Regions from separate parts of the Homo sapiens genome. Here all the other regions are linked to region 1. A link is a contact called in ENCODE Hi-C or POLR2A ChIA-PET data. All regions are on one chromosome and are shown on one strand. Each heading gives the region's core, a stretch centred on a gene start or an enhancer-like site at or near the end of the contact. The rest is flanking DNA. Distances are from core to core; before and after follow the strand shown.

Evidence for each region. A loop is a pair of places that touch in the nucleus more often than their neighbours do. ChIA-PET counts read pairs that join two places held with the same protein, here RNA polymerase II (POLR2A). Pooled maps may share reads with other maps.
Region 2: a loop to region 1 is called in a map with no recorded cell type, with 2.7 times the contacts of the local background. The contact joins the promoter of CACNB2-AS2 here to the enhancer-like site in region 1. A Hi-C loop is called at or near these places in 2 of 168 maps with a recorded cell type or tissue (GM12878 and posterior cingulate gyrus), 3 of 37 single-sample maps with no recorded cell type and 2 of 50 pooled maps. POLR2A ChIA-PET finds 5 or more read pairs at or near these places in 2 of 52 experiments (AG04450 and OCI-LY7).
Region 3: a pooled map shows a loop between it and region 1 (3-fold over the local background). The contact joins two enhancer-like sites. A Hi-C loop is called at or near these places in 1 of 50 pooled maps. POLR2A ChIA-PET finds 5 or more read pairs at or near these places in 2 of 52 experiments (AG04450 and SK-N-SH).

What each region holds. Positions count from the first base shown.
Region 1 is chr10:18,471,704-18,476,323 of GRCh38, reverse strand. All of the region lies in intron 3 of CACNB2 (calcium voltage-gated channel auxiliary subunit beta 2), which reads right to left. Among named protein-coding and RNA genes, the nearest start is that of CACNB2-AS1, 65 kb to the left of the region's middle. RefSeq lists an enhancer at 4,111-4,330. Within about 2 kb of position 2,748, at least 5 of the 41 ENCODE cell types and tissues checked have a DNase peak (open chromatin) inside an H3K27ac peak, as active enhancers do.
Region 2 is chr10:18,259,082-18,263,701 of GRCh38, reverse strand. It overlaps CACNB2-AS2 (CACNB2 antisense RNA 2), which reads left to right and starts at 2,198. Exons shown (of 2, transcript XR_001747681.2): 1 at 2,198-2,536. All of the region lies in intron 2 of CACNB2 (calcium voltage-gated channel auxiliary subunit beta 2), which reads right to left.
Region 3 is chr10:18,625,909-18,630,528 of GRCh38, reverse strand. The region is part of intron 3 of NSUN6 (NOP2/Sun RNA methyltransferase 6); the gene reads left to right. Among named protein-coding and RNA genes, the nearest start is that of NSUN6, 23 kb to the left of the region's middle. RefSeq lists an enhancer at 2,622-2,831. Within about 2 kb of position 2,693, at least 33 of the 41 ENCODE cell types and tissues checked have a DNase peak (open chromatin) inside an H3K27ac peak, as active enhancers do.

The sequences.
Region 1 (4,620 bases), core at 1,499-3,998:
TGGGTTTTGTCCAATTCTTTGTTGAAGACGCCAAGAACGTGGACACCCTCCACTGTAACAATAATACACTAATTACAATGCATTAACATGTTAAAAGACACTCCTACCAGTGCCAGGACAGTTTATAGATGCCATGGCAATGTCAGGAAGTTACCCTATATAGTCTAAAAGGGGGAGGAACCCTCAGTTTCAGGAACTGCCCACACCTTTCCTGGAAAACTCATGAACAATCCACTGCTTGTTTAGTATATAATCAAGAAATAACTATAAGTATATTCAGTTAAGCAGCCCATGCTGCTGCTCTGCCTATGGAGTAGCCATTCTTTTTTCTTTTTTTAACTTCTCTAACAAATTGCTTTCACCTTACTCTATGGCCTTGCCCTGAATTCTTCCTTGCACAAGGTCCAAGAACCCACTCTCAGGGTCTGTATTGGGATCCCTTTCTAGTAACACAACATTGGCTATGAACTGGACCGTGTACCTAAACCATTTCAAGCCCAGTTCCCACATATTAAAGAGGGTTTTGTAACTGTGAAGTGAGTCTGAACACACAAAGCTCTCAGCACAGTGCCTGGCACAGGGGACACACTCAAAACAAGGTAACTGTCATTATACGAAGTTTCAGAGGATCTTTCCTAACCAATCTTGAGTTCTGCCAGTTTAGTACTGGTATGATTTGTTATTTGGGGTAAGGTCAGGGGGAGGATCAATAAGGTACCCCTTCATTCAAAGATCAATAAGTGGAGCCATATCTTGGAATGTGGTCCAGCGGTGAGCATCATCTCTGATACTGCAATACAATAAGAAATGCTTATCTGATCTGCACACCTGTTTACTGGAATGCAGCTCCTAAAACTCTTATACTCTCCAAAGTGTTAAGTGTCTTTTGGCATGCTAATGAATGACTGGTGGCTGGGGTCTCCTGGAGAGCCTTGGGATGGGGCCTGGGTGCCAGAGGAACCAACCGTAATATTAAAGTGTTTGAACTTTCCGCCCCAACACCCTGACCTCTAGAGACAGGAAAAGGGTTGGAGACTGACTTAATCGCCAGTGGCCAGTGATTTAGTCAATGGTGCCTAAGTAACAAAGCTTCCATAAAAACCCAAAAGGATGGAGATCTGAGAGCTTCCAGGTGTGTGACCCCAGGGCCGTGCTGGAAGGGTGGCGTACCTAGATACGGCATGGATGTTCTGCACCCTCTCCCATCCCTCTCTCCTCTGGCTGTTCCTGAGTTGTATCCTCTTATAATAAACTAGTCATCTAGTAAGTCGGCTGTTCTCTTGAGTTTTATGAGCCCTTCTAGCAAATTATAGAACCTGAGTAGGGGGCCATGGGAACCTCTGATCTGTAGTTGAGTTGGACAGAAGTTGAGGATAACCTGGAGACTCATCACTTGTGCGACTGGCATCTGAAGTGGGGACAGTCTTTTGGGACTCAGCCTTCAACCTGTTGGGTCTGCACTAACTCCAGGTAGATAAGGTCAGAATTGAATTGCAGGACGTGGCATTAGCATCTGCAGAGAACTGGAGAACTGCTTGCTGTTGGGGGGGAAAACAACCCACATCTGTTGTTGGAAGAATTGAGAGTAGTGGGAGAGTAGAGAGGAAACAGTTTTCCTTTCGGTGCTGCAATGCTGAGTGGCACGGAGCTAAGGAAGCCAACATTGAGTTGCATCTTTCTCAAGGCAAGGTAGATGTGCTTCACAGATCTAAGGCCACCCATCCAGGTCAGGAGCCGTGCGCTGTTACTAAGGAGAAAGTGCGTGTGTGGGAACACAACCCCTAGGAAAACAGTTGGGGAATTGGCATCTCCACCTTTGTACAGTCTAACAATCCATGCTGATTGCCTAATTGCACCTTAGTTTAGGAGCCTGAGCACCTGGCTTGGTGCACTTGGCTTAGTTTAGGACGCTGAGCCTAGGCATGTCCTTAACGTCGGCAAAATAAGCTTCTCCATTGATTGAGACCTGTCACAGAGACAGGTCTTGCTTGCTACCAGAGGGTGACCGTTGAGCCAGATTCCACTGTCCCTGAGAGTCCCCCTGCCCCTCCGGCCCTAGGCTTCTTTGTACATTAAACAGCAAGTCTGCAGGGTGCCTTTCAATTCTAACACATTATTCTCCCGCCAGCTGCGGTCATGTTCAGATTTGCAATGTTCCCCTTCGCCACCATGACAGCTTCTTCCTACCCAAAACTATAATTATATGTTTTCAGAAGGCCCATTTTCTATGTGAGAAATTTCAGCAAAACATCTCAAAACATCATGTTCCATCATCTTAACTATTAGAGATAAAAGAGCTCTTAGCGAGCAAATCCAACCCTCGCATTTTAAAATGAAAAACGGAAGCCCAGCAATTTTGTGTCTCACTCAAGGTCACAGAGAGCAGCGTGGCGGGGAGCTGCACCTGCAGCTTCTAGCTCCTTGTCTGGCACTTAAATCCAGTTACACCCTGGCCCTGGTTCTGATACAAGAAAAACCCTATTGAAACCTTAGGGAATTATTTTTCACTTTAGATGGCAGTTTTCGATTGCTATTTTACAGCTAGGAAAAGATAAGTATATTTTTTAAAGAAGCAAACACAACTGTAAAGTCAATCTCCTTCTTCACTTCGGCTATTTAAAGCAAGTTACGTGAATTCTCCGGGTGACTGATAAGAGAAGGCACGCATTTCTGGCATCCCTTACTAACACACCAGTGCACCAGAAAAGTATTGACTGATGGCTCCAGACACTAATAAGTCCAGAGTCTGTTCCTAGGAAAATGCTCTGCATGCGTCATTAAGGCTATTTTCAGGCTTGCTGTCTTGAACTGAAAGTAAACTAGCACTGGTGATTCTGAATTTAAATGTGATTTCAGTAAGGGAAGGAGCAAGCGCAACATATTTTCAGGGCTTGGGGCCTGGCAATATTTTTTAAAAGGCTGTAATAAATCTATAGACTTTTACAAGATATGACTTTTATAAGTTCTTTGAATAACAACCCAAATATTACCTGTGTATTTATCAATTCATATTAACTTGAATTGAAATACTCCTATCCAAAACAGGCATTTGTTTCCACTGCAGATGGGTCATACCATATTATACCAAGTAGAAATCACCTGTGATACGTTAACAGGCGAGCGGGGCCCCACCTGAAAAGTATTTCACAGAATTGCCAGTGGGTGGAGCTAAAGCGTGGACAATTTTTAGTGATGACCTTCAAAAGCACCACAGTTGATTCTCATACATGTCTTTGATTAAGAACCACTGATATTACCGAACAACAATGCAAATTTGGCTGCACCATTTCAACATATCCCACATTCAGGAATGGAACTCTCCATTGGAAGAAAGAGAGAATGTATTCTACAGCAGCGATGCTCAAATTTGATTTTGCATCATTTTCAGCAGCTGGGGTGGGGCTTGTTGAAAATACAAATGGCACATTTCACCCCAAACCTAATAAACTGAAATGGCTACAGAAAGGTGAGCTCAGGTAGCTACATTTTGAAGCAAGGTATAAAGAATATTTAGAAGCACACAAAATTTGAGAACCAAACCTCTCTGAAATTCTTCCTGAAAGGCTGCTTGTTTTCTAAAGACTGAACTGAAAATAGTAAACCAATACGTTTATTAAGGAGATGTGGTTGTATCAGACACAATTTTAAAACAGACCTAAATTTAAACCAAAGACACTAAAGCTCTTCCACCCACTCCCTAAACCTCCATTGTATGGGTTAACAGGCTAAGGAGGTGGCTTTTATCATGGAACCAAGGTAGGCAAGAAGCGTAGAAAAATGGGCTGGGGGCCAGGCACAGTGGCTCATGCCTGTAATCCCAGCACTTTGGGAGGCCAAGGCGGGCGGATCACCTGAGGTCAGGAATTCAAGACCAGCCTGGCCAACATGGTGAAACCCCATCTGTACTAAAAATACAAAAATTAGCCATGTATGGTGGCGTGCACCTGTAGTCCCAGCTACTCGAGAGGCTGAGGCAAAAGAATCACTTGAACCCAGGAGGTAGAGGTTGCAGTGAGCCGAGATCCCAGCACTGCATTCCAGCCTGGGTGACAGAGCGAGACTCCATGTCAAAAAAAAAAAAAAAAAAAAAAAAAAAAAAAAAGAAGAAAAGTGGGCCGGATATTAAAGGAATTGAGACTCCTTATTCGAGAATGCTTCAGCTAGTCAACCATGGGGCTCAAGACAAGCAGAAAAGAAAGCAAAGCCGGGAAGAGAAACTGAAACCTGTAAGGTGCATATGACATCAAAGAGCAGATGGATAGGAATGGGGGCAGTGAAGGAGCCAGAGAGATGACTGTAATGAAAAAGGGAGATACGGGAGTTGAACACGTCTGGGGTGAGACATATTTGTTACTTTACATGCAGGTCTTCCAAAGGCAGTTAAACAGAAAACAAATGCCTAGTGATGTTAGGATGTTGCTTGAGTAGTATATGATATTTGTAGAGGTATTTACAATTTTTAAAACATCTTTACAGATTTCATCATTTACTACATACATTTCCCTACCTAGCGATTTCTTCTTTACCTCAATTATAAAAGGACATTTTTAAGATCCCTTCTGAGTCAGAAAGTCAAATATTTTCAACAGGTATATTAAGTACTATTATTCCCACTTTGCA
Region 2 (4,620 bases), core at 949-3,448, 210 kb after region 1:
GGCATATGAGTATAACTTTCTTTGAAACCCACATAACTTTCATATTCTTTCTGAGAGACAATGTTTGAGTAGGAGGAATTCTTAAGAAAGCTGTCATACTAAAAAGAAAAGGTATAAGAACTAGTGAAAGATTAAGACACATGCACACACAGGTGCATATTTATCAATTGATTTATATTACATCTAAAATATATTATTTATGTAATTAGATCTAACAGATATATGCATACATGTATGTATATAAATATTGACATTTAGTTCCAGTATTACCAGAATTGTGATTCCTGGAAACTGACAACAGATTTGAGAAAGGACACCAGGACAGCCCAACCAGTATGACGAGGTCCTAACCACCAGTACCACATAGGGGTCTGGCTGCCCTTTGTATTCAATGAGCAGCCTCTAGACTCATCTGCTTTGCGGTCAAATCTAAAGTCTCCGTTACAGATAGATGCACAGTGGGTTCTTTTCCTTCAAGGAAAAAAATAGGTTTCGATTTAACCTATCTTCCACTCTGGGTTGGCCATCTGTAAAGAAAACTGCAATCCATAAAGTGTCAAAGAAGAGAGGTTAAAACAGCAGCAGGTGGGTTAGAGGTAAGGCTTCCCAAGAGAAAAACACTCTAAAGTAAACGAAAATTTATTTCTAGTGACCAAGGGTATGCATTTCTTTTATCTTTAAAAGACATCTGTGCTCTATATTTTGTGGTACTTTATTCAAAATACAGGGTAAAAATATTTGAGAATGAGCAGATGAACCAAGTCTCTGTAGCTTTCAATCAAGACTTCAAAAATCCAGATTATGTTGTCTCTTCTTTCTATTTATTTACATGTTCAATGTAAGAAGAAGAACTAAAATAAGTAGGGTAAAAATTTGTTGCTTTGTTGGAGGCCTTATTTCAGAATTTTTGTATTCAATAGGCACACATAACCATGGATTTCTTCTAATTCATTATACAAGAATAAACAGAAACACAGAAAGCTAAGAAATTCTCACTCTTCACTATTCTAGAAACTATGGATTTTTAAATTAAAATTATTTTTGTTTTTAACTTAAGGTTTTCTTTAGGCGGCTAATCTTATACTCTAAAAAGTTTGTAACACTTATTCCCAAATCTTATTTAAAAAGCAATTAATTTTTTGACTGGATAAAAACCATCTATCCCTGCAGATGTCGTCTTTAGAAATCTTGGCTGGCTACCTGACTCCTCCATTGATTTCTGATATGTCAACTGTTGCATTCAAAAGACAAATGGCACCAAATATGTAACAACTGCAAAAACCTTTAAATAAAAGGGGTTTTTCATGCTTTTACTTATTTAATAAAATTGAATACTCTCTTTAAGGTTTGACAGTATAGTTATCTCTCCCTGCCCTCCCACCCCACCCCGTCACCATTTCCAACTTTATTATTGAGATCATATCAGATTTTGACCTTGTTTGTCCTGTAAGTCTCACATATATCTCTTTTCTGTGGCCAATTTTCCAAGGTCACGGGTTTCTTTACCTTCAATACTTTAAGTATTGATTAGCTTGCTTTGTCAATTTTCTATTTGTTTTGCAGTCAGGAATGTCAAACCAGTGTTAAGCAATTCAGCACTGCAGTTTGCCCAGCCTGCATAAACCTCCTGTTCCCTTTTACAACCCTTCCTGAAAATAGAGTAGCTGCTCGCAAAAGGAGTATGAAAATCAAGCCAGCGCTTGCTCGGAGCTGGTCGGCTAGTGTAAGGCACAGCATATTGCAATTAGCATCCAATCATGTTAAGTAGTGATACACTTCAATATTTGTGTGAGCCTGCCTTGTAGAATTTAATACTCAGACAGCCATTTTGCAAAACACAGCAGGGCCATGAAATAAGGGCTATTTCAGTGAAAGAGTCACAGGATGATAAAGCTGTTGCAACAGCTGTGTCATCCATCCAGTGATTATTATCTACTATTTTTCTGAAGCTGCTCAAAATAGGATTTAGTGTTAGCCTCTGCGCCTATCTATAATTTGTCAAACTCCGTGGTATTTCTTCCCCCCACCATCCCATCATTCAAATATGAAAACAGGACTACTCTAGGTAAAAGAGAGTATCAACTGGTTTGAATGAGGCAGATCTCTGAGACAATGGACTTCTCAAACCAATCCCCGCGCAAGTTATTTCCAACCTTATCAAAGTCACAAGGCACAAAAGACAGATAAAAACATCTCTGGGAAAAAATAAATATCTCAGAATCTCCTATACCTCAGATTCCTTGAAAACTCATGGTACGAAATGATCGACTGTCTGGTTGGTTCAGCACAGGGAATAAAAACAGCTGAAAGAGGCAACATGCACCAGACAGACACGAATAGTATTTTCAGCTCCCAGCTGCAATTCTACAGCAATAGAAACTTACATAGGACACCCGTACTCGCCGGCGATGCACCAGCCCGCAGCACTGCATGAAGAGGGGGCAGAACGCAGTCAGCGTGTGGCTTCACCAAGCTGCACTGTGCCTTGTCTTCTCGTCACAGCCTCGGTCCATTTCTTCCCACCTTCTACTCCCAGGTAAGAGGCATGAGCAAATCACTTAGCTTCTGCCTCCTAGGTAGTTTCTAAAAAAGCCACCGTTCCTGCAGGCATGCCAAAACTTTGTTCTCCCCTGTTTGTCTTTTTTTGGGGGTGGGGGGCGTAATTTGAGATCTTCTTCAAGGGGGTTTCCTATTTGCAAAAATCTACAAGAAGTAGCATTAATTTTCCGGAAGTAAGTATTGCTAACACAGAGTTAGGACTGTCCAGATCGTCAGAGTTTCTTGGTGACGCTTTTACAGTAGCCATTCTCAACTCGGGAGATTTTCAAACATCTGAGTGTCTTGCATTTCGCGACCCTGCAGTACTCTGCTTTTGAAAAGCAGGAGGCCTACTCCTGCTGCTGTTTATGTGACTGCTTCTTAGCACGCTGCTGTTCCTGCTCCCGCGGCTGCTCGCCTATGATTGCCTTCTTCACAATGCACAGGCTGACAGCAGCATCCTGGATTCACTGTTACCTCTGTAACGTTTTGGGCATATCTGATTTGCTACTTCTCCCTCCTCCCCTGACCCTGAAAAATGACTGAGTCTAGACTCGAATTCACTGTGGATTCCTAGGACTACAGAAACATCCTCCAAACCGTCAGATGCTTTGTCCTGCAGTAGGTATTTCACATGAATTGTAAGGAGGATCGCCAGAGTGGCCTCAGGACCTGACTCGCTCAAGCACTGCGGCGCACAGTTGTTTGGTGCTCGCTGGCAAATGTTCATTTTCTGGGTTAAAGCATGTTAAATAAACATAACTCTGGAAGGCGAATTTGATCCGACTCAGACCTCATTAATTCATTAGATCTCATACCACCTATGATTTAGATATAATAAACTACATAAGGCTGCCTTCCAAGTGTGAGAGCTCCCAAGTCAATATTCTTTGTAAGCTATTATTTAGATCTTTCCCTAAAGACCCAGTTTTCAGGGACTGAGCTGATCCTAATATTCTCCCTAAAGACCATGTAAATGTCACACCTAAAAAGATGAATCATTAAGACATGTGGAGATTCAGCTGTTCATTGGTATGATATCAGCCATTCTAATACGCAATATCTTTAGTGTGTCACAGATATTGATCCAAATTTGCACCCATGCCCAAGTCATTCCATATTCTGTTGAGACCTAAGAAGGTATGTTAATGATTTCATGTCACAGATTAACCACCACTACATCCTTTAGGCTCCTGGAAAAATAAAAGACAATTAATTCTCAACACTTTACCAGTATTTTCTCAAGGCTTTTTTGAGATAGGGTCTTACTCTACTGCCCAAGCTGAAGTGCAGTGGTGCAATCATGGCTCACTGCAGCCTTGAACTCTTGATTGCCTTGCTCAGGCAGTCCTCCCACCTCCGACTCCCAAGTAGCTAGAATTGTAGGTGCATGCCACCACACCTGCTTAATTTTTTTTTTTTTTTTTTTTTCTGAGACAGAGTCTCACTCTGTCACCCAGACTGGAGTGCAGTGGCACAACCTCAGCTCACTGCAACCTCCACCTCCAGGGCTCAAGCAATTCTCCTGCCTCAGACTCCTGAGTAGCTGGGACTACAGGTGTGCACCACCATGCCTGGCTACTTTTACTTTTTTTTTTTGTTTGTTTTTTGTTTTTTTTTCAGTAGAGATGGAGTTTCACCATGTTGGCCAGGCTGGTCTTGAACTCTTGGACTCAAGTGATCTGCCAAGCTTGGCCTCCCAAAGTGTTGAGATTACAGGTGTAAGCCACAGTGCCCAGCCTAATTTTAAAAATTTTTTTATAGAGACAGGGGTCTCACTTTGTTGCCCAGGCTGGTCTCAAACTCCTGGCTCCAGGCCATTCTCCTGCCCCAGCCTCCCAAAGTGCTAGGATTACAAGTGTGAGTCACCATGCCTGGCCTTTAAAGTCTATGATTTAAAGCAACACTTTTATATTATTATTAATAGTCTAAGAGGTTGATAGAGGTGACAAAAAAATTCTGCCTTAATCTCCTTATTTAACTGACAAACTGGGTCCCAAAATGATTCCATGTTTTGTTTATCAGTAATATAAGCAATAGCATAATTTAAACTCTGAAACTTATATAATCTACATAGTCTGT
Region 3 (4,620 bases), core at 1,444-3,943, 150 kb before region 1:
TTTTTTTCTTTATTAGTCTTGCTAGCGGTCTATCAATTTTGTTGATCCTTTCAAAAAACCAGCTCCTGGATTCATTGATTTTTTGAAGCATTTTTTGTGTCTCTATTTCCTTCAGTTCTGCTCTGATTTTAGTTATTTCTTGCCTTCTGCTAGCTTTTGAATGTGTTTGCTCTTGCTTTTCTAGTTCTTTTAATTGTGATGTTAGGGTGTCAATTTTGGATCTTTCCTGCTTTCTCTTGTGGGCATTTAGTGCTATAAATTTCCCTCTACATACTGCTTTGAATGTGTCCCAGAGATTCTGGTATGTTGTGTCTTTGTTCTCGTTGGTTTCAAAGAACATCTTTATTTCTGCCTTCATTTCGTTATGTACCCAGTAGTCATTCAGGAGCAGGTTGTTCAGTTTCCATGTAGCTGAGCAGTTTTGAGTGAGGTTCTTAATCCTGAGTTCTAGTTTGATTGCACTGTGGTCTGAGAGATAGTTTGTTATAATTTCTGTTCTTTTACATTTGCTGAGGAGAGCTTTACTTCCAAGTATGTGGTCAATTTTGGAATAGCTGTGGTGTGGTGCTGAAAAAAATGTATATTCTGTTGATTTGGGGTGGAGAGTTCTGTAGATGTCTATTAGGTCCGCTTGGTGCAGAGCTGAGTTCAATTCCTGGGTATCCTTGTTGACTTTCTGTCTCGTTGATCTGTGTAATGTTGACAGTGGGGTGTTAAAGTCTCCCATTATTAATGTGTGGGAGTCTAAGTCTCTTTGTAGGTCACTCAGGACTTGCTTTATGAATCTGGGTGCTCCTGTATTGGGTGCATATATATTTAGGATAGTTAGCTCTTCTTGTTGAATTGATCCCTTTACCATTATGTAATGACCTTCTTTGTCTCCTTTGATCTTTGTTGGTTTAAAGTCTGTTTTATCAGAGACTAGGATTGTAACCCCTGCCTTTTTTGTTTTCCATTAGCTTGGTAGATCTTCCTCCATCCTTTTATTTTGAGCCTATGTGTGTCTCTGCACATGAGATGGGTTTCCTGAATACAGCACACTGATGGGTCTTGACTCTTTATCCAATTTGCCAGTCTGTGTCTTTTAATTGGAGCATTTAGTCCATTTACATTTAAAGTTAATATTGTTATGTGTGAATTTGATCCTGTCATTATGATGTTAGCTGGTTATTTTGCTCGTTAGTTCATGCAGTTTCTTCCTAGTCTTGATGGTCTTTACATTTTGGCATGATTTTGCAGTGGCTGGTAGCAGTTGTTCCTTTCCATGTTTAGTGCTTCCTTCAGGAGCTCTTTTAGGGCAGGCCTGGTGGTGACAAAATCTCTCAGCATTTGCTTGTCTGTAAAGGATTTTATTTTTCCTTCACTTATGAAGCTTAGTTTGGGTGGATATGAAATTCTGGGTTGAAAATTCTTTTCTTTAAGAATGTTGAATATTTGCCCCCACTCTCTTCTGGCTTGTAGAGTTTCTGCCAAGAGACCTGCTGTTAGTCTGATGGGCTTCCCTTTGTGGGTAACCCGACCTTTCTCTCTGGCTGCCCTGAACATTTTTTCCTTCATTTCAACTTTGGTGAATCTGACAATTATGTGTCTTGGAGTTGCTCTTCTCGAGGAGTATCTTTGTGGCGTTCTCTGTATTTCCTGAATCTGAATGTTGGCCTGCCTTGCTAGAGTGGGGAAGTTCTCCTGGATAATATCCTGCAGAGTGTTTTCCAACTTGATTCCATTCTCCCCGTCACTTTCTGGTACACCAATCGACGTAGATTTGGTCTTTTCACATAGTCCCATATTTCTTGGAGGCTTTCCTCATTTCTTTTTATTCTTTTTTCTCTAAACTTCCCTTCTTGCTTCATTTCATTCAGTTCATCTTCCATCGCTGATACCCTTTCTTCCAGTTGATCACATTGGCTCCTGAGGCTTCTACATTCTTCACGTAGTTCTCGAGCCTTGGTTTTCAGCTCCCTCAGCTCCTTTAAGCACTTTTCTGTATTGGTTATTCTAGTTATAGATTCTTCTAAACTTTTTTCAAAGTTTTCAACTTCAATGCCTTTGGTTTGAATTTCCTCCCGTAGCTCGGAGTAATTTGGTCGTCTGAAGCCTTCTTCTCTCAGCTCCTCAAAGTCATTCTCCATCCAGCTTTGTTCCATTGCTGGTGAGGAACTGTATTCCTTTGGAGGAGGAGAGGTGCTCTGCTTTTTAGAGTTTCCAGTTTTTCTGCTCTGTTTTTTCCCCATCTTTGTGGTTTTATCTACTTTTGGTCTTTGATGATGGTGATGTACAGATGGGTTTTTGGTGTGGATGTCCTTTCTGTTTGTTAGTTTTCCTTCTAACAGACAGGACCCTCAGCTGCAGGTCTGTTGGAGTACCTGACCGTGTGAGGTGTCAGTCTGCCCCTGCTTGGGGGTGCCTCCCAGTTAGGCTGCTCAGGGGTCAGGGGTCAGGGACCCACTTGAGGCAGTCTGCCCGTTCTCAGATCTCCAGCTGCGTGCTGGGAGAACCACTGCTCTCTTCAAAGCTATCAGACAGGGACATTTAAGTGTGCAGAGGTTACTGCTGTCTATTTGTTTGTCTGTGCCCTGCCCCCAGAGGTGGAGCCTACAGAGGCAGGCAGGCCTCCTTGAGCTGTGGTGGGCTCCACCCAGTTGGAGCTTCCTAGCTGCTTTGTTTGCCTAAGCAAGCCTGGGCAATGGCTGGCGCCCCTCCCCCAGCCTGGCTGCCGCCTTACAGTTTGATCTCAGACTGCTGCGTTAGCAATCAGCGAGACTCCGTGGGCGTAGGACCCTCCGAGCCGCGGGATATAGTCTCCTGGTGCTCCGGTTTTTAAGCCAATCGGAAAAGCGCGGTATTGGGGTGGGAGTGACCCAATTTTCCAGGTGCCGTCTGTCACCCCTTTCTTTGACTAGGAAAGGGAACTCCCTGACCCCTTGTGCTTCCCGAGTGAGGCAATGCCTCGCCCTGCTTTGGCTCGGGCACGGTGCGCGCACCCACTGACCTGCGCCCACTGTCTGGCACTCCCTAGTGAGATGAACCCGGTACCTCAGATGGAAATGCAGAAATCACCCGTCTTCTGCGTCGCTCACGCTGGGAGCTGTAGACCGGAGCTGTTCCTATTCTTCTCCTCAGATTTTTATTCTTTTTTCTCCCCTTTTCATTTCCATGGGATTTAGAAAAGGGTGTTTTCTTCCTCTGATTTTTTACTAAAAGCTCGATATCACAGTTATTTAAAATACAAATGAATCAGTTAAACTTTATATACAGTAAACAATTTTAACAGTAATGCATCACTGAATTACTGGTTTCTTCAGTTTACTTGAAATGAGATTTAAAATAAAATTTTGGTTTCTTCAGTTTACTTAAGACGAGATTTCAGGTACTGGTGAAATATATTTTAATTTCTGGAAGAAGATTTTTGTCTGGTAATTTAATGACTTCAGGAGAAAACTGAATGCCAGACTTGTCTTGATAAAAGAGCCTTTAAAACATCTCAACCAGCATTTTGTAAAGGCTACATTTGGATCAGTAGAACTTTTTAGGCCAAAAATCAATTTGTAATTTTAAGGAATTTCTGTATTCTCTCAATTCGTGCTCCTCCCTTTTTGATAAAAGTCTTAAAATAGTTCAAGCAGGCCAGAACATTAATTTTCTTCCTTTCTTTCACAATTGAATATGTAATTCAACAGCATAAATCTCTTGAAATCCAAATGAGACTGGATTTGTCTTCTCTTTCAGCCTACTCGATTTCCATCTTTTTTTTTCCCCCACCCAGGACGGAGTCTTGCCCTTGTTGCCCAAGCTAGAGTGCAATGGCACGATCTCGGCTCACTGCAACCTCCACCTCCGTGTTCAAGTGATTATCCTGCCTCAGCCTCCTGAGTATATGGAATTACAGGCGTCTGGCATCACGCTGAGCTAATTTTTGTATTTTTAGTAGAGACAGGGTTTCACCATGTTGGCCAGGTTGGTCTCGAATTCCTGATCTCAGGTAATCTGCCTGCCTCAGCCTCCTAAAGTGCTGGGATTACAGGCGTGAGCCACTGTGTCCGGCCCATTAAGTCTCTTTTGACTTTCCATTATGAGAAATGAGGAGATTACTGGAGTTAAATTTTCCCTAAAATTTTACCAGCTAATTTGTATTTACTGTTTTTTTATTTTTGTTTTGAGATGGGGTCTCGCCGTGTTGCCCAGGCTGGTCTCGAGCTCCTGAGCTCAAGTGATCCACCCTCCTCGGCCTCCCAAAGTGTTGGGATTACAAGCAGGAGCCACCATGCCTGGCCAGTTTTTCTGTTTTTTTTTTTTTAAACATTGTCAAGCTTTGTAACATTGTTATTTCCCAAGTATAATTCACATGGATGCAGTGTTTGCTTTCGGTCCTTATGGCACAGTTTATTTCTCATTTCTTATCTTTATTAATGTCTTTATTGGTGAGTACAGTCACTTAGCAGATCTCCCGCACCCCCTGCCCTTTCCCAAAGTGTGACTCTTACGTACTGCGTTACTTTCTTGATTGAGAATGTCTGCCTGTTGCCTTTTTGTTTATAAAACAAGTTGGCTGAGTCTGGTCGTTTCAGGCCACATAGTATTTCCCTTAGCACTTTGTAGACATTGCTTTTATAACCTGTGGCA